Linked DNA regions of Mus musculus: region 1 is linked to region 2. Evidence: chromatin loops called from intact Hi-C (ENCODE). Cell type or tissue: left cerebral cortex. All regions are shown on one strand.

The links. A loop is a pair of places that touch in the nucleus more often than their neighbours do. Peaks named below come from ENCODE experiments on the same cell type or tissue, not always from the same donor. Only the 100,000 strongest peaks of a DNase experiment are listed, where the experiment ranks them.
Region 1: a loop joins it to region 2, with 2.5 times the contacts of the local background. A loop is called at or near these places in 11 of 42 quality-filtered maps.

The regions. Positions count from the first base shown.
Region 1 is chr13:29,918,527-29,921,026 of GRCm38, reverse strand. E2f3 (E2F transcription factor 3) reads left to right here. Exons shown (of 7, transcript NM_010093.3): 2 at 802-913; 3 at 2,232-2,451. Among named protein-coding and RNA genes, the nearest start is that of Cdkal1, 64 kb to the right of the region's middle. In left cerebral cortex, no CTCF peak of the experiment used is centred here; a DNase peak (open chromatin) is centred at 1,007.
Region 2 is chr13:29,981,743-29,984,242 of GRCm38, reverse strand. The region is part of intron 1 of E2f3 (E2F transcription factor 3); the gene reads left to right. Among named protein-coding and RNA genes, the nearest start is that of E2f3, 3.1 kb to the left of the region's middle. In left cerebral cortex, a CTCF peak has its summit at 1,022; DNase peaks (open chromatin) are centred at 342, 703 and 966; H3K4me3 peaks cover 1,560 bases; H3K27ac peaks cover 1,001 bases.

The DNA.
Region 1 (2,500 bases), 63 kb after region 2:
TCAGACATTAAATACTTGCCAAGCACTTAGTCTTCTGGCTTGGATTATACATCGGGGAAGGAAGAGACTCCTATCCTTTCTGCTTACCTTGGTTCCTAACTGCAGTTCCCAGTATGTAGAATCTGTTAAAGGGGTTTTCAGTGGAGTGAAAAATAAGTTTAAAACTTTCATGAAGGTTTCTCACTTTCCAAATATTAGTGCTGTTGGTTGTAGCTCGTGATGGTGTATTTGCAATGTTTATTTTTTCTGATGAAGGGCCGTGTGTAGCCTGTCACTCGTTGTGTTCCTCTGAATCACTCATCTGATGAATGTATATAGAAAGAGTGATGGAATACCTACAGATCCCGGCTCTCTGCCAAGCTCCAGGATGCAAAGATAAATGGGAACTGTCTGTCTTAAAGGAAATGAGAGGCAGAGAAGTAACCATTAAGTGTTAGGATATAAGCAAATACAGTCAGTATCTGGGAAACACAAGGAGGTGTAAGTATCCAACCAGGTCAGATGGGGGAGTCCCCACTAACGTGAACTTACGTTCCATAGTGCATGAGATGTTCTTAGCAACCAGCCCTGTGCCGAGCACATACATTGAAACGGTGGATAAATGATGAAGCCAGAGCCGAAGAATCACTTTGTTCAACCCTCCAAGTGTAGGGACGGAATCGCTGCAGGGGCAGGGAATTAGTGCGTTGGGTTGGCCTTCTGAGTAAGACTGTGGGACATGACAAGCCACGGAGTGGGATAGAGCAGGAGAAGAGAAGCACAGACGGGGCCACTGACAGCTGTCTCTCCTTCTGACTACAGGCAAAGCGAAGGCTGGAACTGGGCGAGAGTGGCCATCAGTACCTCTCAGATGGTCTAAAGACCCCCAAGGGCAAAGGAAGAGCTGCACTACGGAGTCCCGATAGTCCAAAAAGTAAGGATGCTTTCATCTGTTTCCCTGTTCTCCTTGGTGTGGGACTCCCAACTCGCAAAGCTTGTGGCTGGAAGGGTGCCAAGGTGTGAATAATTTTTGGCATGTTTTCTTCTTTACTTCTTTCTGTGACTATCCAAAAATTAAAAATTAAAAAAAAATGCAATTTCTTCTGGCGCCTAGCAAAAGGCAATAGTCACTCCAGTACTTGAATGCATTTGCATTTTGAACTAGTCAGATTTAATTTTCCCTTCCCTTAGTGGACGTCACTTGAGTGCAAGGGCGGAGGCGTGTGTGGCAGCGTGATGCCTCTCCTACCTCACTCCCCAGCTCACCACACCGTAGCCTAGAAACTGGGCAGAGCCTAGCATGAGGAGGCCTGGGCTCAGGCCCCAGCACCACATAAACTGACTGTGGTCGCGCACATCCATAGTCCCAGCATTTGGGAATTGGATGGGGAAAGGTCAGCCTCAGCTAGGTGGTGAGCTCAAGGCCAGCCTGGGATACATGATACCTTATCTCAGGAAGGAGCCAAAAGAGAAAGTGGTAGTTGCGCTAAGTCCCAGCTAATTCCTTGCCTCGGTGAGTACTGTCGTCATGTCATTTGAGAAGGAAACGAATACGTCATAAAAAGCCAAATATCTCTTCTGTTTCTGCGCTTAGTGCAAAAGCTAACTTAGACTTGGCTCGTCTGTCCCCATGGTTTCTGTTATGCATCTGTAGTCTATGTGTAAGGGCTAAATCAGAACCTCAGCGTGAGCGCCTGCAGAAGAATAGCACAATACTAAATACTGACATTGCCTTTAAAGGACGTGGGGAACTTGAACGTTGGGGGCTATTCTTCATCAAAATAAGACTTTTTCTGAAAGATGGATTGACAAGGGATAACTCTGCAGCCCCCACTCCAAAGGGCTGGTGAGGTCGAGTCTGTTTGAGACCCTGTCTTGAACAAAGATGACCTGGCTCTGTGAGTTTATGCTTCTTAAATGAGATTCCCAGAGGCCTCAGCACTTTTTCATCCATTCAACAGATACTTTGGGACACCTAGACCCAGAGAATAGGCTAAGAGGACATAGAAACTACTGACAACGAGTCCAAGAAAATGCCATTGCCAACATAGGAAATCTTTATCATCTCTTCCTTTTCTGATAAAAGCCACCTCATAGCTCTCTGTAACTTACCCCCAAACAACGACCAGCTTTGCTTTAGATACTAATCTGGCTGCCGTGGGAAAGAGGGCTTGCTTAGCTGCGAAGAAACCCTTCATTTCTTTACCTTTCCCCCTATCCCCCACCCGTTCGGTTTTTTGTTTTTCTTTAAGCTCCAAAATCTCCCTCAGAAAAAACGCGGTATGATACGTCCCTCGGTCTGCTCACCAAGAAGTTCATTCAGCTCCTGAGCCAGTCTCCTGATGGGGTCCTGGATCTGAACAAGGCAGCAGAGGTGCTCAAGGTGCAGAAGAGGAGGATTTACGACATCACCAACGTGCTGGAAGGCATCCACCTCATTAAGAAGAAGTCTAAGAACAACGTCCAGTGGATGTGAGTAGGAGCCCACTCTCTCCCCGGGCACCAGCCAGCTCCTCGGGGC
Region 2 (2,500 bases):
CGGCGCCCGCCCTCGCCCGGCGCCGCCGCTCCACTCGGCCTCGGGCCCCCTCTCCAGCCGGCCCCCCACCTCCCCCGGAGCCAGGCTGCTTTCGGAAATGCCCTTACAGCAGCAGGTTAGTGACCTGGACCGCGCGGGGGCCCGAGCCACCGCCGCGGGGACCCGGGATCCCCGGGGGGCCCGAGCCGGAGGGTAGGCGACGGAGCGGGGTTTTGGAGTGGGAACGGGGGGTTGGGTGCTTGAGGGAAATGAGTAAGCAAGAAAAATCTAACTAAGTAAATCCCCGGCCTCCGCTTCTAGGAGCCCCGGGGCGGGAGTGGCCGCCCCCGGGGTGGGTATAGTGTTTACGTGTGTTTCTTTTGGGGGGTGGATGGATGGGCAATTGAAACCCTGATGAGGGCTTCACGCCCGTGGCCGAGTTGAGCTGCTTTCTGTCTTGCTTCCCTTGTGCTGGAGGGGGAGGGGGCGGGTCAGAGGGTAGGGTGTCTGTGGGGTTCCCAGGCCACCCGCCACCCCCTCCCTTTGTCCCTGTAATTTATAAAGCGCCTTTGAGAGATGATTTAGGTCAGTATGCGGCTTTCCTTTTTGTTGCTACTAGAAAGAAGTGTGGCCCCGAGGTCTCCCTCTCTTCCTTTCTCTCCTGCATTCCTTCCTCCATGCCTTCTGTCTTCACCCTCGTGTTGTGCCTTGGCCCAGACCAGACTAGAACCCACCCGGACTCGGATACCTATGGTTGCATGATAATACCAGTCGAAGATCTCACCTAGTCTTAGGTCTAGGTGTGTTTGTTTCTGCACGATCAGTATTTTGCTGGGGTCTCTTAAGAAAGTCCGTACACATATATAGGACTTTGGGAAATGGGGTGGGTAGCGAAAGAATTAATTTTCTTAAATTTCTTTTCTGTTTATAATTTTCCCCTGGGTTGGATCTTGAGTGCTTTCCAGCCTAGAGATACTTACTAGGGATGTGTGATAGAGACAGTCCCAGTCAAAGAGGCTCATCCTTTTAGTGACTAGGGTCTGCCAGCAGGGGGGAAGCCGAGTACAGTACCTGCTTACACTGTGTACAGTATCCAGTGTGCTAGATTCTCAGGCACAGGATATATTCCATGCTTTCATTAGTGGTAAATACTTTTACGGACTTGATTAAACATGCTTGACCGTGCAGTGCAGCAAGCCCACTCCCCCTACACACTCGGTTCCTATATCATAAATAAGCTGGAACAACTGGCTATTGACACACTTCTTGGATCAGATTCAGATTTGCAGGGAAAGTTATTTTTGATAATAGGAAATTGTGAGGCTAGTAAATTGCTCTTTAAGAAATATCTTAGATTATTCATTGGACCAGCTCACCCAAGACTGTCTAACCAAATTTATATGTAGTTTACTGTAGTTAAGTACTTGAAGTATAAAATTATTGCCCTCACCACCTTCCATGTTATTTCTAAACTTTTATTGTCCTTCTAGCCATGAAGTTATTATTCCAGGAATATAGATTGAATTTGTATACTCAAAAATAATGTTTCATTATAGGAATATAAATGCCTCTTACACATATTCCGAAGTAGTTTTATGTAAGATTGTAATGTATGCTGAATCACTGGTTAATCTATGCTTCCAGAGCTGTATCTTGTGGGAGGGGTATGAAGTTTATCTCCCAGGTGCATACAAAGTCCTAAGCGTTGCAGGCAATGCTTGATTTGTTTATTATGTTTTTCTTGTCAGTGTTTCCGAAGGCTTCCAGTTAAGTCTTGGAATTTATTTGATTTTGTTTTTGAGGCAGGGTCTTTTATAGCCTTGAACCCCTGGTCTTCTTGCCTCAAGTGCCCAAGTTCTGAGATTTAAAACATGCATAGCCCTGTGTTTTAGAATTCTGTTGATATTTTCCCCTAAGCATGAAGATTGAGAAGGCATATGGAATGAACTAAGATAAGACTAAACATTCTATGTTCAAGAAGAGGTGGGGAATTCTTCAGGTGACAACAATTCTAGACCTATCTGTGTCTGCTTTTCAAGTTACATCTCTAGAGCATCTAAGAACTTGACAGTGAGTGGCTTGCCTTCTTGCTAACTGTAAGCCTCCTGGCTTGTTTACAAGTTGTCTGCTATTAGGCCAATAACTTTATCTGCCCAAATGGTTCCGTCTGTAAGGCAGGGCAATAATACTGAGACTTTCTTTTTTTAAGTCATGGTAATGAGTGTACAGTACTTAGCTCAAGGCCTGGCAAATAGTTAGCTGCCCCATAAAATTCGTATTTATGAATCAAGTATTTCTGTAACTCAGAAATGACTTAGATGCTGTTCCTCTGTTTACTGATGTGAGCAGAATGCTCATATGTTTTCTAAAGTGATATGTAATTTCATTCTTCCAGAAAATTGAGACTCTATCAGTGCAAGAGGCAGCCTATCATGTCAGATTTAATTTAATCCAGTCAGAGCAACCTGCTGATTATACTTTTTGAGAGAACCTTCGGTGCCTGGGAATTTCCTCTGAGATT